Linked DNA regions of Homo sapiens: region 1 is linked to region 2. The links are chromatin loops, found by intact Hi-C in ENCODE. Cell type or tissue: IMR-90. All regions are shown on one strand. Each heading gives the region's core, and the rest is flanking DNA. Links, peaks and the distances in the headings are about the cores only.

The links. Hi-C counts contacts between places; a loop is a spot of excess contacts. Peaks named below come from ENCODE experiments on the same cell type or tissue, not always from the same donor. Only the 100,000 strongest peaks of a DNase experiment are listed, where the experiment ranks them.
Region 1: a loop joins it to region 2, with 3 times the contacts of the local background. A loop is called at or near these places in 4 of 110 quality-filtered maps.

The regions. Positions count from the first base shown.
Region 1 is chr17:30,512,778-30,525,548 of GRCh38, reverse strand. GOSR1 (golgi SNAP receptor complex member 1) reads right to left here. Exons shown (of 9, transcript NM_001007025.2): 8 at 5,528-5,610; 9 at 1-3,295. The coding sequence ends at 3,171. Among named protein-coding and RNA genes, the nearest start is that of GOSR1, 42 kb to the right of the region's middle. In IMR-90, for the core only: no CTCF peak of the experiment used is centred there; DNase peaks (open chromatin) are centred at 4,908 and 5,638.
Region 2 is chr17:30,594,614-30,607,384 of GRCh38, reverse strand. It overlaps the pseudogene SMURF2P1-LRRC37BP1 and the pseudogene SMURF2P1. Among named protein-coding and RNA genes, the nearest start is that of GOSR1, 120 kb to the right of the region's middle. RefSeq lists a silencer at 6,624-7,103. In IMR-90, for the core only: a CTCF peak has its summit at 7,242; a DNase peak (open chromatin) is centred at 6,754; H3K4me3 peaks cover 2,261 bases; H3K27ac peaks cover 1,578 bases.

The DNA of each region.
Region 1 (12,771 bases), core at 2,246-10,245, 82 kb after region 2:
AGACACAACCACCAATCAAGGCCCTTTGAAAAATCAAAGATAATAAAGTGTCAAGGGAGAAAAGTTTTGTTCTCCCAACAGAGAATTTAATCAATGAACTTACTTCTCTGATCATTTAAGGTTCACAATGGGAAAACTTCTTTTCTTTTAAGGGTACCCTGAATCAATTAACAGTCAATCAACCCACATTTAGAAAAATAAACCCCATAGTTAAGAAAAATATATCAAATGCCCTTCACACCCATAATGTAACAAAACTTTGACACCAGAATGAAAAACTTCTCAGTCTCTGTACCAAACCAGGTGTTAGTCCACCCATGAGCAAGTTCGCCTGAATAACAGCATCTATACACCATGATGTAGCTGAGAACTACAGCTGATATCCTTTTATTGCCTGTGGCTCGGACTGAAGCCAATACTATAAATACCACAGTGAATTCCAATGGTGAAGAGCAGCAGTGTAGATGTTGGAAGTCTACAAACCAGGCTGTAGTTCAGTAAGACAAGTCATGAATTTACAGAAACTAAGAAATGGTTAACTCGAAAAGAATTCTGGTGGCTGGCTTAAAATCTGTCACTGTCCAGGGATGGTAACAGAAGACAGGTGCAGAGAGAGACAGATTCTGCCACATGCACCCTCAACAGTGAAACCATTCTCTGGATGTTTGGAAATGCTTAACAGATTTGGAATGAACAGATTTTCACAGAACTCAGGATTCCTGGTACATCAGGCAGTAGTCCTTAAACTTTTGCCCATACGTTGTGGAGCATTTACAAAAGCAATTCTCTGGACAGTGAGCCCTCAATGCCTTTTTATATGTGGCTTCTTGAATAGATCACATTAGAAATTGAGCAGTCCCCTTCCTCAGCTACCAGTGTCAATGCTGGTATGAGGAGGAGCAGTGGGGGCACTGACAGACACTGGTGATTCGTTTCTTTTATCATAGTGGAACTGAGATTTCATTTCTTTTCAGTAGAAAATATTAATCCAAGGGAAGAATTAAAAAAAAAATGGAAACAATGACTGGTGCCTTAAATATAAGACTGTCATTCTTGATGTTTTTCCAGCAATACAGTTAACCCCAGTGTACTTGTAATTTAAAAGAAAAAGACAGTTTTACAGTGATCTCCATTTCAGACAACCTCAAACATGCTGAAGCTGGTCCATCAGCATCTCAAAGAATCTATGAAAAACAGAATTTTCCCCAAATATCAACAGAGTTGAGGAGACAGAGTAGAAATCTATAGCACAGATCATCAAGAAAGAACTTGTGATTTCTCATTATGAGTGTAAAATAAGAGGACAAGAATTATTATTATATTATTTTTTTTTTAATTGATCATTCTTGGGTGTTTCTCGCAGAGGGGGATTTGGCAGGGTCATAGGACAATAGTGGAGGGAAGGTCAGCAGATCAACAAGTGAACAAAGGTCTCTGGTTTTCCTAGGCAGAGGACCCTGCCGCCTTCCGCAGTGTTTGTGTCCCTGGGTACTTGAGATTAGGGAGTGGTGATGACTCTTAAGGAGCATGCTGCCTTCAAGCATCTGTTTAACAAAGCACATCTTGCACCACCCTTAATCCATTTAACCCTGAGTGGACACAGCACATGTTTCAGAGAGCACCAGGTTGGGGGTAAGGTCATAGATCAACAGGATCCCAAGGCAGAAGAATTTTTCTTAGTACAGAACAAAATGAAAAGTCTCCCATGTCTACTTCTTTCTACACAGACACGGCAACCATCCAATTTCTCAATCTTTTCCCCACCTTTCCGCCTTTTCTATTCCACAAAACCGCCATTGTCATCATGGCCCGTTCTCAATGAGCTGCTGGGCACACCTCCCAGATGGGGTGGTGGCCAGGCAGAGGGGCTCCTCACTTCCCAGTAGGGGCGGCCGGGCAGGGGCGGCCGGGCAGAGGCGCCCCCCACCTCCCTCCCGGACGGGGCGGCTGGCCGGGCGGGGGGCTGATCCCCCCCACCTCCCTCCCGGACGGGGCGGCTGGCCGGGCGGGGGGCTGACCCCCCCACCTCCCTCCCGGACGGGGCAGCTGCCCGGGCGTAGACGCTCCTCACTTCCCAGATGGGGTGGCTGCCGGGCGGAGGGGCTCCTCACTTCTCAGACAGGGCGGCTGCCGGGCGGAGGTCTCCTCACTTCTCAGACGGGGTGGCCAGACAGAGACGCTCCTCACCTCCCAGACGGGGTCGCGGCCGGGCAGAGGAGCTCCTCACATCCCAGACGGGGCGGCGGGGCAGAGGCGCTCCCCACATCTCAGACGATGGGCGGCCGGGCAGAGACGCTCCTCACTTCCTAGATGGGATGGCGGCTGGGAAGAGGCGCTCCTCACTTCCTAGATGGGATGGCGGCCGGGCAGAGGCGCTCCTCACTTTCCAGACGGGGTGGCGGCCGGGCAGAGGCTGCAATCTCGGCACTTTGGGAGGCCAAGGCAGGTGGCTGGGAGGTGGAGGTTGTAGTGAGCCGAGATCACGCCACTGCACTCCAGCCTGGGCACCATTGAGCACTGAGTGAACGAGACTCCGTCTGCAATCCCGGCACCTCGGGAGGCCGAGGCAGTCAGGCGTGGCGGCGCTCGCCTGCAATTGCAGGCACTCGGCAGGCTGAGGCAGGAGAATCAGGCAGGGAGGTTGCAGTGAGCCGAGATGGCAGCAGTACAGTCCAGCTTCGGCTCGGCATCAGAGGGAGACCGTGGAAAGAGGGAGACCGTGGGGAGAGGGAGAGGGAGAGGGAAGAATTATTTTTATTCACAATCCAATCTGGCAGCTAAAAGAAAAGCAGTCTTTGGATGTAGAAACCTGGTTTTCTGAAGAGCCCAGCTGTAAGACCTGGCTTGTCATTAGGCTTCAACACTATCATGGAAACACAGAAAACTCTGTTTTTGATTGGTTTACCTGCCTCCTAGGGAGACAAAAGCAACTGAAAACCTTTTTTTTTTTTTTTTAATTAAAAACAGAAAAATGTGTTAGAAAACACAGCACAGAGAAACTGTGGCTTCAGCTCAACCTGACCATGTCACAGAGTCCATCACTGTCAGTCTTGCATTCATCCTGCTGGTCAGGCTAATTATCAAGACAGTCAACTTCTCCCTCCGATGTTTCCTTATTCCAGACCAGGGTGTGAAAGCGGTGGCTGTCAAGAGTCCCTGAAGATGTCCCATCAATGGAACGCATACAGCAGCAACAGGATGGTACAGATCCCAATAACACCCCCTAGGATGAGCGAGTCCCGCCGCTTCCTCAGGTTGATCCTCTGGATCAGGCTGTTTACAGCAGGAAAACGATCTTTGGGAAATCTTTATTAAGGTCATATTTGGAAGAAGCCTCTCTGGCGAAAAGTCGTAGGAATCACAAAAATAGAGATCAGTGGTGTCTAGAAACAGTGATGAAAGGCATGGGGAAGAAACTCACACCAAGGGAATCTTTAGCAGATGCAGTTGCCCAAACCGGGAACGCGCTGCGGCTCAAGGCCCCTAACCAATACACATCTCCCAGTCTTGTGTGTAACACAAATAAGAATAGTAATAGAGAGAGAGGGAGAAGAAAAGGACGATGACAGTTCCCAAGCACTGAGGGCTTACTGCCAGGCTTCAGGTCAGGGTGGGAGCCAGCGTGGCCAGGAATGGAGGAACTCTGGCAGGGAGGCACAGGCATAGCCAGCTCCCATCGCCACCACCACCCATTTCCCTCCCTTTCCTCATTTTCCTTCTCTTTTCCTCTTCTCTCAGGAGACTGGGGAGTTCTGCCTGAGAGTTTGAAGAAATACCTGATCTTTTCCCGCCTTAGATTCAGGCAATTCATGGGAACCAACTCTAAGGTCTATATAATCAGACACTGGTGAATTATTAATATTTTCAAAGTTACTTCGCAGCAGAAGGCAGATACAGGAGGAAAGTGGACTAAACTTTAGCCCTGACCCACACCCATTTTTTTTGATTTTTTTTTTTTTTGAACACATTCTTTTGGAGTAATTGTAAAATTCCCATGTGACTTATTTGTATGAGGCGCTATGCTAGGTTCCAGTATACTACTTTGCCTTAAGGGAACTTAGTGTTGGGCTGGGCAGGGTGGCTCACACCTATAATCCCAGCACTTTGGGAGGCCAAGGCTGAAGGACTGCTTGAGCCTAGGAGTTTGAGACTCGCCTGGGCAACATGGTGAAACCCCATCTCTACAAAACATACAAAAATTAGCCGGGCATGGTGGCACGTGTCTGTAGTCCCAGCTACTCAGAAGGCTGAGGCGGGAGGACTGCATGAACCTGAGAGGCTGGAGGTTGCAGTGAGCTGAGATCGTGCCACTGTACTCCAGCCTGGATGGTAACAGGGTGAGACTCTGTCTTAAAAAAAAAAAAAAAAAAAAAAAAAAAAAGAGAGAGAGAACTTATGGGAGAGATGCTTACAGAGCAGTAGAGAAGAGGTCACAAAGAAGAGTGGTGGTAAATTCTAATGAACAATTGAGAAAGGCTTTAGTGTTTTAAATCATCAGCTATCTGACTCACACTTCTATTTCAAAGTTTCAAAAGTTTCACTAAATACAAACTCTTAAATTCACTGATCAGCTTTTCTGGCTGGCAATTGAGTTCATAGTTTAGTAAAATGAGATAATGTATATAACAGCACTCTGTAAATTTTATAGCCCTATCTAAAATGTGATTTTAGACATGTGGTTTTATACTTAGGGTGACAAGGCAAGAACAAAATTCACAGTGGACTGGAGAATAACAGCACACATCAGGAGAGTCTTTTCCTTAGGCAAAGACATATCAAACTAAAAGTGAACTCAAATTATCTAGGACTACAAGATACTCAGCTTTTGAAAATTCTAGGTTCCTCCCCCTTTGGCAGTTGGGGAGGAAAGCTTTTTGCCTAGAAGGCTTGTCTTTTCAGAGGTTCGCTGAATGAAATGACTCAGAGTGCCAGGCTTTTCTGGTTCCCTAGTGGGTTTCTGGGAAGTATTAATAATCCTAATTTAAAACAGAAAACTGAAACATTTTAAAGTAGAGGTTACAACAAACAAGTGGAGAATGTATCCTAGAATTCAGCCTGTGCATAGAGTTACAAACTCCATCAGTAGCTATAGCTCATCTGCACGGGTGGCTGTCTCCTTCCTTCCCCCTTCCAAGCATCTGCCACTGACTTATCTCTAAATGGGAAAAACAACAAAGGCATATAATTTATCATGTTTAGGTAAGAATAATGTATAGTGTGGAGTTCTAACATGAATTTAAAAGCTTTCTAAAATGTAGAAGAAATTGGTGGATAATTTTTAAATTCACATTTATAATTTTTTTCTTCTACATCTAGTAGTAAGAAACTTCTGAGGTGCAGTCTTTTAGGAATGGTACTAAAGAGCATAAACTTTCACAAAGTAGGAATGCACAGTATATTCATATTATGCAATTACTGATGGGCTCTACTGCTACTGATGATGGCAACCTGCCCCCTATAAAAGCACACACAGACACTTCTCCCCTCTACCCTCAAAACACAGACTGCGAACATTCAAAAAGGATACTGGCCAAAGTGTTCATTTTGCTGTGAATTGACTTCAACATTCCTCTCTGTGAAGTCATATTTTCTTTTGTTGCCATAGCAATGCTGCAAGGGGAAAAAAAGATGACAAATCACCATTTAAGATTATCCTGCCTGGAACCATCATGCCTTTAAAAGTGAAAGAAAACTACAGTGAGCAACATCATCTTAGAAAGCACTGTGCCAGAAAATAAGGGGAAAAAATCACTTCCGAAGCCACTTTACCACTGCGCTTTTTCCAAATGACTCCACTGTTCTCTGATATCTTTTTATACAAGGCAGTAAGCCACTTCCTATGTTTGCTTCAAAATAACAAACAAAATAAGGCATAAACAGACAAATCACATATTACAAAAGCTTCTTAAAATTTAAAGTTTAAAAACTTTAAAAAGTTTAAAAAGAGTTTAAAAAGAAGCCAGCTACTAAAATATCTTTAATCAGGAAAAACTGTTGAAAGGGAATTATAATTATAAAAATAGAAAAGAAATATAAAATATCATAAAATGTGAATACACAACCAGCCCTTAATTTATGAAGAGATTATGTTCCAAAATTCTACTTGAGAACCAACTAGGCATGCATGCAACATTATGCTGGGTTTCCATGATGGCTGACAAAGGTCACAGACTCATTAAACGTGGCTAAAACAGCTGGGTGTGGTGGCTCACGTCTGTAATCCCAGCACCGAATTTGGAAGACCGAGGTGGGAGGATCACTTGAGCCCAAAAGTTCAAGACCATCCTGGGCAATGTGGTGAAATCCCAACTCTACCAAAATAAAAAATTAGCTAGACATGTGTGCCTGTAGTCCCAGCTACTCGGGAGGCTGAGGTGAGAGGATCAATTGAGCCCAGGAGGGGGGGGCTACAGCGAGCTGTGATGGAGCCACTGCACTCTAGCCTGAATAATGGAGCGAGACCCTGTCTCAAAAAAAAGAAAAGATTAAAGAGAAAAGAGAAAGTCACTTTTGGTCGAACACAATCTCTTCCCTGTGACTACCTTGATGTCCTGTTTAAAAGATCTCTTGAGTTAATATCCTTTTTTTGGGGGGGGTTGGGGGTTGGGGGACAGGGTCCTGCTCCGTCACCCAGGCTGGAGCCCAGTGGTGTGACTGTGGCTATTGCAGCCTTGACTCCCTGGGCTCAAGCAATCCTCCCACCTCAGCCTCCTGAGTAGCTGGGACTACAGGCATGTGCCATCATGCCTGGCTAATTTTTTTTTTCTAATTTTTAAATTATTTCTAGAGATGGGGTCTCCCTATGTTGCCCAGGCTGGTCTCAAACTCCTGGGCTCAAGCCATCCTCCTACCTCCGCCTCCCAAAGTGCTGGAGTTATAGGTGTGAGCCACCAAGCTTGGCCCTAAGTTAGTATCATTTTGCTATCACTTCCAGGATTATTCATTTCCCATAGTCTTATCTCTCTGGACATTAGAGCCCTAGAGGGCAGGGTCAGTATCCACTTTGATATGTAACACTCAGAGGAGTGCTTTGCATGTTGACATTATAAATAGCAACAGAAAATGAAATGCTGTTGAGCAATTTTGAAAATATCTATTTTTTTTTTTTTTTAAATCAAGAGATTGAGATTTGGGGAAGATGATGGTGAGAGTATAAATTCCTGACTTGACCTTTGGTCCATTTCCTCCATGGAGTAGCACAAGAATAAAAGCAGACACACTAAGGAGGGTCCATCTGAGGCCCCAAGTTCCCTTGAGATCTCCAGGGAAGAAAGCCAGGTAGAGGGCTATACTCTCTGAAGTGAAGAGAGAACCAGGGAACTGACAGCAGGGAAGCTTAGATTTTTCTTCAAGCTTGAGGCAAAGACCTAGGGCTTCCTTGCTTCCTGAGGAACCCAGACAGTGGAAGACTATGGATCTGCATACACAGGGGTTGCAGTGAAATTGCTCCCAGGCACTGAAGCTGGGAAAGGACTGCTACATGCAGCCAGAAAGATGACAAGCAGAGAGCCGATAGTCTTGTAGCTGGTGTGATGCCCAGCCCCTAAGGGAAGAGCCCAGTGATGGATGCATCACTGCCTGATATGCCATTGCTTAAGAGGCTCTCATAGCTGGATCTATCTGGGAGCTGAGTGAACACATTTTTGGCCAGGTAAGGTCTCACAGAGTAAACCACCATGTATCTTATTGAAGGGAAATGCTAGAAGGAATATTCTAAACAAATGACACATGAATCAAAACTTGAATTTCAAGATTTGAGATGGCAAAAGAGAAACAAAAGTGTGTAAGGAGGTATATACAGGTTGAACATCCCTAATCTGAAAATCAGAAATCCCCAAGACTTCTGGTCCCAAGTATTTTGGATAAGCAACATTCAATCTGTAAAAGAATATTTGTTGAAGCATTTTTGGAATAGTAAAAAATGAACAACAACAGCAAAAAGACCAAAAAAAAAAAATCCCCCAAAACTGGAAGTAACATTTGAATGGTATAATAGATTATGATATAACCATACTTTGGTTATTAAAAAGGATGAGTTAGTATTATTTCTATTAACACGAAGGGGTGTTTATAACATATTGAGTGATTAAAGCAAGCTACGGAATGTGCAGAATATCAATGCTGTAATATTTTCAGAAACAAACACCCTTGGGGATGTTTGTATGACAGTGAAAAAGTTGTATATCAGTAAGATACACAATTGTCACTTAACACAAGTTACTTCAGAGGTTAAGAATGGAGGGGTACTACCAGGAGATTGACTTTTCCTTTATCCATTTTAGTATTAGTTAAGTTGTTACAATAAGAACATTTTGATAATATACAAATGTACTTCGATAATATATAAATATCTAATAAAGAAAAATGAAAAGAACATTAGAAAAATCCCACCTGAGTGATTAAGAAATGTTAACAACATCTGAAGCTACACACACACACAAAATTAACATGGACATGCTAGGATTTAGATCACTTTCAACTGAAATCACAGGCAGTGATTACATAGTATTTGGGTATTTAAAAAAATGAGTTAGGGCTAGGCGCGGTGGCTCATGCCTGTAATCCCAGCACTTTGGGAAGCCAAGGCAGGTGGATCACTTGAGGCCAAGGAGTTCAAGACCAGCCTGGCCAACATGGTGAAACCTCTTCTCTACTAAAAATACAAAAATTAGCCAGGCGTGGTGGTGAGCGCCTGTAATCCCAGCTACTGGGAGGCTGAGGGTGAAGAATCACTTGAAGCCCAGGAGACAGAGGTTGCAGTGAGCTGAGATCGCGCCACTGCACTCCAGCTTGGGTGACAACACAAGACGCAGTCTCAAACAAAACAAAACAAAGTTAGTATTTCTATTAACTTGAAGGGATGTTTATAACATATTGAGTGATTAAAGCAAGCCACAGAATGTATAGAATATGAATCCTCTAATAATTACAGAAACAAACATCTTTGGGGATGTCTGTATGACAGTGAAAAAGGTATCAGAAGGATACACAACTGTCAGTTAACACAAGTTGCTTCAGGGGTTAAGAATGGAGGGGTACTACCAGGAGACTGACTTTTTCTTTTTCTTTTTTTTTGTTTGAGACGGAGTCTTGCTCTGTCACCCAGGCTGGAGTGCAGTGGCGCGATCTTGGCTCACTGCAACCTCCGCCTCCCAGGTTCATGCCATTCTCCTGCCTCAGCCTCCTGAGTAGCTGGGACTACAGGCGCCTGCCACCACGCCCAGCTAATTTTTTGTATTTTTAGTAGAGACGGGGTTTCACCGTGTTAGCCAGGATGGTCTCGAACTCCTGCCCTCGTGATCCGCCCGCCTCAGCCTCCCAAAGTGCTGGGATTACAGGCGTGAGCCACCGCGCCCGGCTGACTTTTTCTTTATCCGTTTTAGTATTATTTAAGTTGTTACAATAAGAACACTGTACTTGTATAATATACAATATACAAGTGTCTAATAAAAGAAAAATGAAAACATTAGAAAAATTCCACTTGATTAAGAAACGTTAAATAACATTTGAAGCTACACACACAATTAACATGGACACACTAGGATTTGGATCACTTTCAACTGAAATCACAGGCAATATCTGCAAATTTAGAAAATGAAAAGTCCTAGAGAATATTACAGTTCTTCCAGGGTCCTGATTTCCTATGTGTTTTAATGCTGACAATCCCATCTTCCCAATACTTTTAGGCCTATTCTAGAAAAATATCTGTTCATGTGGAGATATTATGGTCTGGTCTTTTGAAATGACATTTCAGAATAAAGAAATGTAACTGGGTAAAACTAAAACAAACAAAAAAATACATTAGCAGCTCCAAATCCACCACTGTGATGCACCTCAATAAAATTATGAGTCAAGCAATGATTTTAAAAAGTTTTCCACAGATCTCAGAAATGCTCAAGAATGGAAGGGATCACTCTCTCTGAGGGCAGAACTGTGGAGTAGGGTTAAAAATGGAGATTTGTAGAAATTTGTACAAGGAGTTGCCATAACCCAAAATTGCCCTTCCTAACGCATGCAGCTAGGTGGCTGCCCCTAGTCCAGTAGAAGACCTAGCTCAGGAGAAGAGACATAGAGGTCTGGCAATTTGAAGTCCCCAGTGAAACAGCCAGGTCCGCCTGATCACGCATGGTGAGGCCTAACACTCAACAAGTGTCACCACCCTATGCTCACAGGATGAGTTTCCCAACACACATTCTTTTCACAACATGGAGAAACACCATGTCTACAGAAAAATACAAAAAAAAAAAAAAAAAATTAGCTGGGCATGGTGGTGTGTGCCAGTAGTACCAGCTATTCAGAATGCTGAGGTGGGAAGATTGCTTGAGCCCAGAAGGTCAAGGCTGCAGTAAGCCATGATCATGTCACTGCACTCCAGCCTGGGTAACAGCAATGAGTGACTGGAAGCTCATCCTCTTTTGGAGTCACACCCTTAAATATGAAGGAACAGCCAATAATCACTAGATGTGTGAGGAGGTAACATGAAAGGCAGAGTTCAAATAAACCACCCAGCAAACAGAAAAGTGAGGCTGAGCAAACAGGGCAATAAAGGAAGCTCAAGAAACTCTAAAATAAAATTACATTTAATGTTTTCAGAGAGATAAAAGATTACTACATCCACAAAACATACACATAAATGTGTGTATCTGTCTCTCACGAAAGAGCTCATGTAAATTAAATGAAGAGCTGATATAAAAATGTAATAGAAGAATTGGAAGGAGAAATTCAGTAAATCTCCCAGAATGTTAAACAAAAAGATCAACAGAAACAGAGAGAAGGTAAGAAAGGATCAATTCAGAAGGCCCAACACATAACCTTTTTAATATTTTTTTGCATGAAACAACAGAGAAAGAAGAGGGAAGAAAATGATAAAGAACGTTAAGATAATTTCCAAGAACTGAAGATGAGTTTCCAGATTGTAAGAGTTCACTCAATGCCCAGAGCATTGGACTGGAAAAGACGCATGCCACTGTGGACTTTAGAAGCATGCCAGCCTGGACTTTAGAAGCAATGCCTTTAAAAATTTCAAAATTATTTCCAACTCAGAATTCTATCTTGGTTAGGTTAAATAATGAATCAAGAATACGAGCAGAATAAAGACTTTTTGGATGTGGGCAGTCCAAAACAATTTACCTCCTGTTCTTTCTCAGGAAGTTACTAAGGACATGGTTCAGCATAATAAGGGAATAAAGTAAGAAAGTGGAAGGCACTAATCCCAAGTAGGTAATCCAATAGAGGAAATTATTTTAGGGTAATGGAGGAAGGACATCTAGGACCAGAACAATGTTGGAGGTGTAGAGAATCACCAGTCAAGATTAGAGCAGAAGGAGGGAGCGATGTCAACCACACAATACACTGAATTTTTGATCCCCAAATGAAAGGAACACAAGAAGAGCTTAACAAACAACTTCCTTTGCATCATTTAGTTCTTATTCATAATTTTTCAGTTTGAGAGATTATGACAAAATGTGATACATTGAAAATGTGGCTGTTTTGTAGAAAAGTTTACAAGGTATTGCAAGTAGATACTATGGTCTTGTATAAAGTAACAGCTTTCAAACCTATGCTGGCCCATATATCAATCTTTGAATGATATATTATTATTTTTTTGAGACACGGCCTCACTGTGCCATGCAGGCACGGCTGCAGTAGCACCATCATGGCAGCCTTGACCTCATGGGTGCAAGTGCTCCTCCTGCCTCAGCCTTCCAAGTGGTTGGCTTACAGATGTGCACCACCATGCCTAGCTTTTTAGAAACAATTTTGTAAAGATGGGGTCTCACTATGTTGCTCTGGCTGACTCGAGTTTCTGGCCTCAAGCAGTCCTCCCGCCTCAGCCTCCCAAAGTGTTAGGATCATAGGTGTGAGCCACCATGCTGGGCCTGCTTCTGTTTTTCAAACTGGAACTATCACCATTTCCTGTAGACTTTGACTCACAAGTGGACAGAGGTTAAAAAATAATTTCTGCAAAGCACTTTGTATTCCTTGGGGAATAGATATCATCATCATACATTATGTTAACTTGTTGAAGATGCATGATTTCCAGTACCACAAAGTATATCTAGACATACTTTCTCATCTCATTTCATGACTCAGAGTCAAGCAGAATGAAATCTAGGCTGTTATTTCAAGGGTCAAATATTTAGAAGCAAAATATAAGCTCTAAATAATACATAATGCTTTTAAAATGATAAATCATTGATATGCTTACAGGAACTTCAACTTTCTTACCTGTTACCTGCTCTGTGAACTGAACTCAGTCACCTTTTTTTCAACAACAGATAATACAAGTCATACATTTAAAGGTTAGAAATGAATTTATAAATGTTAAAAATGCTAGTTCTTTTCAATAAGTTGATGTCAAAGTCTATATTCAGTTGCTCACATAGTTTTAAAATGTATCTCTAAAAGGAAAAGGTAAATTTTTCCATATGGAATATGCAAAAATACTATTTGACACAAACTTTATATTCTTCATAAGAAATCATAACTAGCTTTATACTCAGTGAAACTTTTCTTGTAATGCCTATCATATTTTGAAACAAGGGAAAATACTGAAATAAAAGACCTAATAACATGTTTTCTAACTAGCAAAATAATAGTAACAATTCAATGGTTCTCAATTGTTCCTTTTAATTTCTTTTTTGCCCTATGAGGTACCCCAAGTTTTTATACTCATATTACCAGCCCTTAAATAGGCCAGTTCTGAAGTGAAAGCTTAATTAAGGCAGCCTGGCCCTAGAAGAGCAGGCAGAAAGAAAGGGAAATAAAGGA
Region 2 (12,771 bases), core at 2,495-10,494:
CATTAAGAGGTCAAAGTTTTAGTCTAAAGTATTGCTAATTAAATAAATTAGCAATATCAGAAAAATTCACCTAGTATAGAGAAAAGCCTAAACCACTGAAGTAAGGACTAAAGCTTTCAAATAAGGAATATGGAAGGTAAACTTGAGCCCCGGGATCTAGCTGTGCCTAAAAAATGCCCACCCCCGGGCTTTTCATTATGCAAATCAGTACATTCCCTTTTTAAAAATTAAGCCGATTTGAACTTGGTCTCTGTTGCTTGCAAATGAAAAGACATGAACTAAAATATTGTTCAGTATGCATGTACCAATTTTCAAATACACCTACCCGACCTATCTTGGTATATATCTACTGGCATGTAATTCCAGAGCCAGAATCCAGTAATTAAGTAGCTGAATTACCCAAACCAAACATTTTTTTTAAAGTCACATTAAACCAGTTGTCCAACTAATAAGCCTGGTTTACAGGTATGCTGAAATACATATATCGATTACCTCAGTCCTCAGAGCAATGCACCACTGGCTTAAGCAACTTCACCTGTTTAGTCCAGTGTGCCATAATATTTTTTATGTGTACCATGATATGAAAAGGTTGGGAAGCTCTACATTAAACCATAATAAGAAATTGCTAATTATGGACCTTCTAGAAGACAGCCTAACTCTGAATTACTCAAAATTATGAAATATATTGTATTATTTAAGTGTACATGTCACAAACATTCTGTCCAAATATTCCTGGGCCAGAAATTAATCAGAAGTATTACCTTTTCTTATACACAGAGAAGTACATGCTCTCACTTTAATGAAACCTCATGTAATATAACATACATGGCCACATAAAAGAAAAAGTAAAGACTTTTATAATTGAAAGTTAAATAGAGGGCTCTATTAGCTTCTATTAAAACTTTGACTTCACTAACAAATACATGATTTATAAACAAGTTTCAGCATGTTTTGCTGAGAGGGGTAGATGGCAACCTCTATAGGTGAATATAATGTTACCATATAGACAAAAGTACAATATATATACTCAGGATTTTGGGCTAAAATTTAATTATTAGACTTTTGTTTGTACACTTAGCCAATTAAAGGCAAGGATTTTGCAAAATGACCTCAGACACAAGCAAGAGAGAAGCCTCTGGTAGCCAATTAATATTAACTGTAAGATAAAACATAACGAGCACATGCAAAGATGTTCAACATCATTAGTCATGAGGGAAATGCACTTCCAAACCATGACGAGGTACAACTTCATACCCACTAGGGGGGCTACAATTTTTTTAAAGGAAAATAACAAGCGACAGAAGAATAAAGAAACTTCCAGTGGAAAACAACAGTCATGACAGATCAAAATCAGGATGCCATCAGCAATACTCTGAACCTACACTGTCCAAAATGGTATCCACCAACCACATGGGACCTTTGAGTACTTCAAATGTGGCCAGTCCACATTGAGGCAAGCTGCAAAAGAAACCACTGATTTTTCTTAACATAAAATGAGAAAACCACTGATTTTTCAAAGACATAGTAAATATGTATATATACATAAATATGTAAGTAGCTCAATATTTTTATACTGCCATGTAGAAAATATTTTTGATATATTGAATTAAATAAAATATATTATGCTTCATTTTAAGCATAATAAATTATGCTTATTATGCATAATATATTATATTATGGGTCTCGCTATGTTGCCCAGTGTGGTCACAAACTGCCGGCCTCAAGTTATCCTCTCACCTCAGCCTCCCGAGTAGCTGGATTACAAGTGCAAGCCACCATGCCCAGTTTATTATGCTTAACGTCATCTGTTTCTTTTTACTTATCTTAATGTGGATACTAGGAAATTTAAAATTACAGATGAGCTCCCATTTGTGGCTTACATTATATTTCTACTCAACAGTTCGGATCTAAATCTAGAAGATAATGGACCAATGTATTCAACATTTGGAGATAAAGTCCTATTTCATCTAGAAGCCTGTACTCGAACCATACCAACAGATAAGAAATCAAAATATATTTTCTGATAAGATCTAAACTTTCTTCCCATCTTTGTATTATTTCTCAAAATGACAACAGAAGATAGAGTTCACCAAATCAGGAGAGTAAACAAAAAATAGGAAGTCACTAAATCTAGAAGAGACAAAGGAAATTGCCAACATAACAATACAGGCAAGTCCCAGGACAACTGCCCAGCAGGTCTTAGAGAACCATTATGCCAGGCTGAAGAAAGAGAACACAGACCCCCAGGAGGGGTATCTCCAAGAAGAAACAAAGCCAAAGGAATACTGACAGAACTGAATATATGGAGAAAAGATCTTCAGTTCTGTAGGAGAGTTTGAGGATTATGACATGTAATTTCTCATTTCTAGCTAGGAGAGGAATAGAAAACTAAACAAAAGGGAAAAGTAGCTACTAATTTCAGAAAAAACAAAAGCTGTCAAGAAAGAAAATATAATTCTTGTACCCATGTGACCCAACTATGGATATTTACATAATCATAATAATGTAAACATGGAACAATGGTTTAACCAAAAAGTGTCCTATAATTATATTGGAAGACTAAAGAAAGATAGGTTTCAACTTAACCTGATTATACTATTCTACAAAAAGTTAACTTGAGAGCCAAGTTACTCTAATGTGGTCAAAAGCTATCAGGTTTCCTGAAGTTAGTGAGACATGTAGTGGTAAATACAAAGTGGCTAGAGAACTTTGCATTTAAAAAATTTCTTGGCTGGGCGTGGTGGCTCACGCCTGTAATCCCAGCATTTTGGGAGGCAGAGGCTGGCGGATCACGAGGTCAGGAGATAGAGACCATCCTGGCTAACACGGTGAAACCCCATCTCTACTAAAAATACAAAAAATTAGCCAGGCGTGGCGCCATGCGCCTGTAGTCCCAGCAACTCGGGAGGCTGAGGCAGGAGAATCGCTTGAACCCGGGAGGCCCAGGTTGCAGTGAGCTGAGATCGCGCCACTGCACTCCAGCCAAGAGCGAAACTCCATCTCAAATAAATAAATAAATAAATAACGTCATTATGGTGTATAGGCATACTTAAAAACCTGTGTAATAGAATAAAGCCATAATTTTCAAGGCCTTGAATTAATAAAATATGTAGTGAAACAAGATTAAGACGCTAGCATATATAAAGGGAAATTTTTAAAGTTAAATTTCCTTACATTATAGACAAGGTTAACCTCCTTACTGCCAAGGGCTTTGAAATTAATAATATGAGAAGCAGCATACAAAAACATTAAATTTATAAAAAGATCTGAAATAAATGTTCTGAAGGAGTAATCTTATTCTACTTCTCCATACCTAAGAATTTAAAATATTAGAAATTACATTAAACTGCTTTTTGCAGCCTTTGGTTTTCAAAAACAATAATGGTCTGAAAATTATCCTAAAGTTTTTACTGTAAAGAATATTTTTCTATCCAAACCATTGTAAGAAAAGCCTGTATCTGACAGTCATATAGGTATAATGGTATAGAAATTATACATTTTATAATCAATTTGTTCTAGAAATATTAGTTGAAGTTGATAGTGTTACCATACAGCCCATTTTAATGATCATATGTTAATGTGTCACAAAGAACAGAAGTAGCTTGATGGATGAAATTGGATTCTAACCCCCAATTGCCTGAGGAATCTAAAATTTGGGATCAAATTATTAAATTAGTCCCACCTTCTTAGCATTGACAAATACCAAACAATTCACTGACTGTGGTTTTAAGAATAATATGTGGAAAGGTCTAATATCAATTGTGGGCAGAGCTCTCACGGTTCAAATATTTCAGAAAGACAGTGTATGAGTGTGTGAGTGTGTGAGTGTGTGTGTGTGTGTGTGTGTGTGTGTGTGTGTGTCACCATGCAAGAAATGTTTATACCTTTCAGTAAAAAGGCAATTCCGCAATAAGGTTATTACCAAGTAACTAAAATTTATACAGCATATTGAAATCAAAGGTACTCTATAAATTTAAAATACTAATATGGTATTAACTTAAAGCAAAGAACAATAATTTTAAAACATCTTACAGCCCAAGTGTATTGTAAACCAAATATAAATTCACTGTGGGATCTGTCTTTTTTTAAGTGATTTTTTTTCCTCTATTAGGGAACCCAGGTCTAAATGAACTGTTAAACACTTAGTCTAAAGGTATGCCAAACATTTCTTAAGGTCTTAACAAAGAATCAACTTTTTTTTTTTTTTTTAAACAAAATGAGGCCTAGGTTAAGTATTTTATTTGGCTTCTCAAGATGGACTGAGAAGTTGGGCACCAGCTCCAGACCAATTCCTGGACGCACATCAAACACAGCCCTGTCATTTATCCTGTCAGTCAAAACAATCTTTTCCATCTAACCCTTTAATGTTTATGTCCTAAAAAGCTGCTAATTAAATCCAGCTCTTGAGATCTATTTGCTAAAATATATCCCATCTAATTTGTAAATGATGAACAAAAATGAAAAAAAAAATGTTCGCTTTCCTGGCAAAACAGAAGACTCCACTATAACCAAAGGAGGAAGGACAATGTTTTTAACATTTGTCAAATTTTAAGAGAAAACTATTCAGAGACAAATAGTTGTAAGAAACTCAGAGTACCTCAAACTGTTTTTCCTATTAAGTGGACACAGGGTATTTAAAAAATCCTCAGAAAAACCTGAAACAAAATCACTCTATAAATGTAGTTCAATATTCCCTCTTCCCCTAAAATATAAGCATAATCTTTCCTCTTAACAAACTTTACTTATAAATTTTTATAATGTATCATAGGCAGTACAGAAACCACAGATAAACACTTTAAGATCTACTGAGTCATACTAAAAACCTCAACTCATTTTATCTGCAGAAAATCAAAATCCCTATTTTTTCCCTCATTTTCTCTATGTAGCCTTGAGGGAAGTAAATGGAAACAGCTTATTTCTGATGCTTTCTGCACACCTGGGATCGCATGTTCTTTCGATGATCACTGATTCCAGATAGCAACAGATAAACTCTAAAGCAACAAAGATCCCCTAAAAAGGTTTCCATTGACTTCTCCCAATATAAGGACATTGAATGGGGGGGAGTAGGGGGAAATACAAGTATCCTCCAATCCAGGTTTTCCATTAAGAACCACTCAGTTAATGATTCCCTGCATTTTTCCCTAGGGAAAGCAAAACTGTCATGAAGGTCGTATATTATTTAAATTGCAGCCAACAGACATTCGAGATAAATTCTCAAATACCAAATTCACTGCAAGTTTTCATCTAGCTGTACTGGGATGTGACACACAGGCATTCAACCACAAAATTAGCTCAAATAAATCTCAAAGTCTAGTGTGGACAAACATAATTACAGTTTATTCGTACACGTGCACGCACACACAAATCCTCTACGGAAAATTATCTTTCTCACCACTCATCGGAATATAAACGTGGACAATTTATCAGGGGTAAATGGTGAAGGTAGGATAACGTCGTGATTTCAATTCCTTTTCAAACCAAATACAAGTTTTCCTAAAATGGGGGTGACATGTCCATGTAAGAATACCAAAAATGGCACTGTAAGCAAAAATGTACCTGTAATGTTAAAGATTTCATGCGCCTGGAATCATAAACACTTTGTAAGTGTAGTCTTCTATCTAGCAACCCCTCCGGACATTATTTTCCATTTAGAAAAAGGAAGGGGGAGGGTGGGGAGAGTAAGAGAAAGTTTGCTCTAAAGTTTGTATGAGCACATAGTTAGAAAAGTACCCCCTACCCGCCTCCAAAAGTGTGTTTTTAAAGCAGGTCTGGAGTTAGAAGTGACACAAGTTCTGCGGCCTACAAGGTACAACCCCAAACATGCCACCCTACAATCAGACACTTCCAAAACACAGTGTACAATGAGCCCGAGCCGTCGGATCAGACAGGCACATGGGAAAAGTCAACCTCAGTCTCCTCTCCTCAGAGAGACCTGAGTTTAAGGTGTGCGGCCCCGGCAACGGTGGCCAGAGGCGGGGAGTAAAGGTTTTGCAAGCGGGCATAAGTGGGTGTGCAAGGTAACAACCCGGGAACACACACGTACACCCTCCCGTTAAGCGCTCCATCTTTAAGGAGTGTTTACTGCGCGCAGTCTGCAACCGGATTCAATAATCCCCTTCACGAGCCCACCTGGGCCGTAGCCCAGGGGCTGCTGCTCCCCGAGCCCCGGGAGGCAGCGTCGGGCTCCTTGACCAAGACTTTTCAGCCCGAAATCCGCTGCGATGCGAACGGGTGTATCCTCCCCTCCACAAAAGACTACCCCGCCTCCCCGAGTCATCCTCGGCTTTTTAAAGAATGTCCAAACCAGAGCGAGTGGCTTTCCAATTACTCTCCCTGAACTAGGCCTTCCTACTCCTCCGACCCCCAACTCACCATTGATCGCGATCCTGGCCCTTCCCAAGTCAACAGGTACCCCGCGCCAGCTCGCCCACCCGGCGGCTGCCCAGCCCGGCCGCCGCTCCCCATCACCTGTCGGGCGCAGTCTGACTGGCCCGTTCCTCCGGCTTCAGGGGTTGGACATGTCCCCGGCGGCGGGGTTGGCGGGGGCGGCGGGCGGGACGGGGACAGGGGCGACGTCGAAGCGCGGCGGAGTCACCACAGAGGCAGGGGCTGAGGCCCGAGCTGCCGGCGCTGCGACCGCCACGGCCGGAGGGTCCCGGATGTGGCGAGCGTCGTCGTCCTGAGCCGCTGAGCTCCCCGCTCCTCCCACTTCTCCTTCCTTGGTCCGGGCAGCACAACTAGGCGGCAGCCGGCCGCTGGCGCCCCAGCCGTCTCCTCGCGGCCTCCGCGGCCTTTCCCTCCTCTCCTCTAGGCTAGGCCCAGTAGCCGACGGGGCTGGTCGGCTGAGGCGGGCGGTGCTCGGCGGCGCCGGAGCAGGACTCTGGGCTCGGCTACTCCTCCTCCACCCGCCTTTTTGTCTGAGGGACCCGGGACCTGGGGCTGCCGCCACCACTGGTCGGCTCCGGGGGACTGGGAGGAGACGGGAGTTGGGGCCGTTGGGGCCGGGCGGGGCCAGCGGGCGCGCGCAGAGTACCCAGGGTGCCCCGGGCTGGCACCGGCCGTCAGGGAGTGGGTGAGGTGCCGCCGAGGGTCTCACGCGGAACGCGCGCAGGGAGCAAAGTGGCAGCGGGGGCGACAACTCTGGCACCTGGAGGGGCATAGTGTCCGGTCCACTTAAGGAGAGCTTTTGTCCAAGCAGGGCCGACTGCATTTATTAGACGCCCACTGCGTGCAGAGCGCTCCTAGAGGCTGGGGCGAGGAAGGTTAGAACCGAGTCCGCTGCCCGCTGGGAATCTGGCGTCTCTCGGGCGAGGGAAGAGACAGCATTCCCACGCCAATGGTTCCAGCAAAGCCCCAGGACTGCTCTGCTCCTGGTCTTGTAGTTGACACCTCCATCGGAGACTCACCTGGGGGAGGCGATCGGGTTACCTGCCGGCTCCTGCTCTTTTCAGGTGCAGCCAAGGATAGGGAGATGATAACATCTGAAAGGATTAACAAGATAAACCTTGGAGAGTAATGTATGAAGGGTTGTTCATACACTGCTGTATTTAGTTATCTCAGGAGGAGAAAGAAAATTTCTTTTTAAATGTGTACCTTATCCTTTGACCTTGTAACTTTACTGCTAGGATTTTTTTTTTTTTTTTTGACAGGGTCACCCTCTGTCGCCCAGGCTTGAGTGCAGTAGTGTGACCACGCCTCACTGCAGCCTCAACTTCCTGGGCTCTGGTGATACTCTCACATGAGCCTCTGGAGTAGCTGGGACCACAGGTGTGCACCACCACGCCCCATTAATTTTTGTATTTTTAGTAGAGACATGTTTAGTAGAGACATTTAGGTTTCCCCACGTTGCCAGGCTGGTCACGAACTCCTGACCTCAAGAGATCCGCCTGCCTCGGCCTCCCAAAGTGCTCTCAGGCTCGGCTCCCTGAGCCACCATGCCTGGCCCTATTCTTGACAAATAAATAATAGTACGGAAGATGTTCTTTGCTATATTCCATTAATAACAAAAGGAATGAGGGAACAGCATAATGGTCCATGAACCGCATGCTTTTTAATGCAGCCATTTAACTGACAAGTTTTATGAAGATCATATAATATGGAAGAATGTATATGTAATGCAAAGTTTAAAAACAGAATAGAAGTTGTATGCATATGCATGCGAAAGTATGTAGCACAATGTAAACTACTAAGAACAACAGCGTGGGAGATTTTTTATGTGATTCATTAGTTTTGCTTTAGGCTGTTATTAATGCAATTTTAAATGTTTTGGATTAATATATTTTAATCCTTATTCCATGCCAGTCATTTCTTTTAATGCATCAGTGTAGTCACCTCTCCAGATAGTTACCTCTGAGAGCATTTCATCAGTTTGGATACAGCCTTACAATTAAAGTAATCCAAAAAAGTATATGAAGTTCTAGACATCACACTAGAAATACCACAGATAGGCCGGGCAGGGTGGCTCACCCCTGTAATCCCAACACTTTGGGAGGCCAAGGCGGGCGGATCATTTGAGGTCAGGAGTTCAAGACCAGCCTGGCCAACTTGGTGAAATCCCGTCTCTGCTAAAAAAAAAAAAAAAAAATATATATATATATATATTAATTAGCCAGGCGTGATGGCGCATGCCTGTAGTCCCAGCTACTAGGGAGGCCAAGGCACGAGAATCGCTTGATCCCGAGAGGTGGCAGTGAGCCAAGATCACGCCACTGCACTTCAGCCTGGGCAACAGAATGAGGCTCCGTATCAAAAATAAATACATAAATAAATAAAAATAAAAATACCAGAGATAGTGCCAGCAATTCATTCAACAAATATTAAGTGGCTATTTTGTGCAGAACAATGAGCAAGGTCCTTTAGAAATGCTTCCTTGTACTACAGATATATACAAATCAATGTGAACAATAGCTGCTACCACAATTTAAGAGGCTGAACAGTGGCAAAAAACTTAGCAAACTGATGTACACATTCACATTTGCCTTATTTTTATGGCACATTCTTTGTTTCCAGCCACCCAACTAACATAATTTGTAGCTTTATATTAGTTAATGTAAGTTAGTATTTCAGAAGGTGATGGGAGACCTGGGGGAGACTGCTTGTTTTGAAGTTTAAAGCAGTACATTCAAAAATGTAAGTGACAGCATAGAAAAATGTATACAGGGTTAACATGCAGAGGTTTGTATTTAGGCTTTCTTGTAAGTTTAAATACTATTGTTTAAAACAAATATTCAGATAAGAATAACACTTTAAAACCATTCAAGGACTGGGCATGGTGACTCATGCCTGTAATCCTAGCACTTTGGGAGGCTGAAGCAGAGGAATCAGTTGAGCTCAGGAGTTTGAAACCAACGTGGGCAACATGGCGAAACCTCATATCTACAAAAAATTAGCCGAGAGTGGTGGCATGCACCTATAGGCCCAGCTACTCGGAAGGCTGAGATAGGAGGATCACCTGAGCCCACAGAGGTCAAGGTTGCAGTGAGCCATGATCATGCTACTGCATTCTGTGGGGGAAAGAAATAGAGATCAGACTGTTACTGTGTCTATGTAGAAAGAGGAAGACATAAGAAACTCCATTTTGGGGATCTAATTAAACTAAAGAGCTTCTGCACAGCAAAAGAAACTATCATCAGAGCGAATAGGCAACCTACAAAATGGGAGAAAATTTTCGCAACCTACTCATCTGACAAAGGGCTAATATCCAGAATCTACAATGAACTCAAACAAATTTACAAGAAAAAAACAAACAACCCCATCAAAAAGTGGGCGAAGGACATGAACAGACACTTCTCAAAAGAAGACATTTATGCAGCCAAAAGACACATGAAAAAATGTTCACCATCACTGGCCATCAGAGAAATGCAAATCAAAACCACAGTGAGATACCATCTCACACCAGTTAGAATGGCGATCATTAAAAAGTCAGGAAACAACAGGTGCTGGAGAGGATGTGGAGAAACAGGAACACTTTTACACTGTTGGTGGGACTGTAAACTAGTTCAACCATTGTGGAAGTCAGTGTGGCAATTCCTCATGGATCTAGAACTAGAAATACCATTTGACCCAGCCATCTCATTACTGGGTATATACCCAAAGGACTATAAATCATGCTGCTATGAAGACACATGCACACGTATGTTTATTGCGGCATTATTCACAATAGCAAAGTCTTGGAACCAACCCAAATGTCCAACAATGATAGACTCATTAAGAAAATGTGGCACATATACACCATGGAATACTATGCAGCCATAAAAAATGATGAGTTCATGTCCTTTGTAGGGACATGGATGAAACTGGAAATCATCATTCTCAGTAAACTATCGCAAGAACAAAAAAACCACACACCGCATATTCTCACTCATAAGTGGGAATTGAACAATGAGAGCACATGGACACAGGAAGGGGAACATCACACTCTGGGGACTGTTGTGGGGTGGGGGGAGGGGGGAGGGATAGCACTGGGAGATATACCTAATGCTAGATGATGAGTTGGTGGGTGCAGCGCACCAGCATGGCAGATGTATACATATGTAACTAACCTGCACATTGTGCACGTGTACCCTAAAACTTAAAAGTATAATAATAAAAAATAAATAAATAAATAAAAGAAACTCCATTTTGATCTGTACTAAGAAAAATTCTGCTGCCTTGTGTTGTGGGAAGTCAGGGACCCCAAATGGGGGGACTGGCTGAAGCTATGACAGAAGAACATGGATTGTGAAGATTTTATGGACATTTATTAGTTCCCCAAATTAATACTTTTGTAATTTCTTATGCCTGTCTTTACTGCAATCTCTAAACATAAATTGTAAAGATTTCATGGACACTTATCACTTCCCCAGTCAATACCCTTGTGATTTCCTATGCCTGTCTTTACTTTATTTTTTTATTTTTTATTTATTTTTTTTTTTGAGAGGGAGTCTCGCTCTGTTGCCCAGGCTGGAGTGCAGTGGCACAATCTCGGCTCACTGCAAGCTCCGCCTCCCGGGTTCAGGCCATTCTCTTGCCTTAGCCTCCTGAGCAGCTGGGACTACAGGCGCCCGCAACCATGCCCAGCTAATTTTTTGTATTTTTAGTAGAGACGGGGTTTCACCGTGTTCACCAGGATGGTCTCGATCTCCTGACCTCGTGATCCACCCACCTCGGCCTCTGAAAGTGCTGGGATTACAGGCGTGAGCCACTGCGCCCGGCCAACCTGTCTTTACTTTAATCTCTTAATCCTGTCAGTCGAGGAGGATGTATGTCACCTCAGGACCCTGTAATAATTGCATTAACTGCACAAATTGTAGAGCATGTGTGTTTAAACAATATGAAATCTGGGCACCTTGAAAAAAGAACAAGATAACAACAATGTTTAGGAAACAAGAGAGATAACCTTAAACTCTGACCACTGGTGAGCCGGGCAGAACAGAGCCATATTTCTCCTCTTTCAAAAGAAATGGGAGAAATATCGCTGAATTCTTTTTCTCAGCACGGAACGTCCCTGAGGAAGAGAATACACGCCTGGAGGTATAGGCTTATAAACAGCACCCCCAGGTGCGCCTGTCTCTTATGGTCGAAATTGCAGAGATGAAATATACTCCAGTCTCCCATAGCGCTCCCAGGCTTATTAGAAAGAGGAAATTCCTGCCTAATAAATTTTGGTCAGACCAATTGATCTCAACACCCTGTCTCCTGATAAGATGTTACCAATGACAATAGTGCCCGAAACTTCATTAGCAATTTTAATTTCGCCTCAGTCCTGTGGTCCTGTAATCTCACCCTGCCTCCACTTGCCTTGTGATATTCTATTACCCTGTTAAGTATTTGATGTCTGTCACCCACACCTATTCGCACACTCCCTCCCCTTTTGAAAAGCCCTAATAAAAACTTGCTGGTTTTTGTGGCTTGTGGGGCATCACGGATCCTACCAACGTGTGATGTCTACCCCGGACGCCCAGCTTTAAAATTTCTCTTTTGTACTCTGTCCCTTTATTTCTCAAGCCGGCCGACGCTTAGGAAAAATAGAAAAGAACCTACATGATTATCGGGGCAGGTCCCCCGAAAGCCTTGAGATGCTGTTAATCTGTAACCCTATCCTCAACCCTGTGCTCGCAGAAACATGTGCTATATTGACTCAAGGTTTAATGGATTTAGGGCTGTGCAGGATGTGCCTTGGTAAAAATGTGTTTGCAGGCAGTGTGCTTGGTAAAAGTCATCGCCATTCTCCAGTCTTGAGTACCCAGGGACACAATGCACTGCGGAAGGCCGCAGGGACCTCTGCCCAAGAAAGCCTGGGTATTGTCCAAGGTTTCCCCCCACTGAGACAGCCTGAGATATGGCCTCGTGGGAAGGGAAAGACCTGACCGTCCCCCAGCCCGACACCCGTAAAGGGTCTGTGCTGAGGAGGATCAGTGAAAAAGGAAGGCCTCTTTGCAGTTGAGATAAGAGGAAAGCATCTGTCTCCTGCTCATCCCTGGGAATGGAATGTTTCGGTGTAAAACCCGATTGATCGTACATTCGATTTACTGAGATAGGAGAAAACCGCCTTATGGCTGGAGATGAGACGTGCTGGCGGCAGTACTGCTCTTTACTGCACTGAGATGTTTGCGTGAAGTCAAACGTAAATCTGGCCTATGTGCACATCGAGGCACAGCACCTTTCCTTAAACTTGTTTATGACACAGAGTCCTTTGCTCACGTTTTCCTGCTGACCCTCTACCCACCATTACCCTATAGTCCTGCCACATCCCCCTCGCCGAGATGGTAGAGATAGTGATCAATAAATACT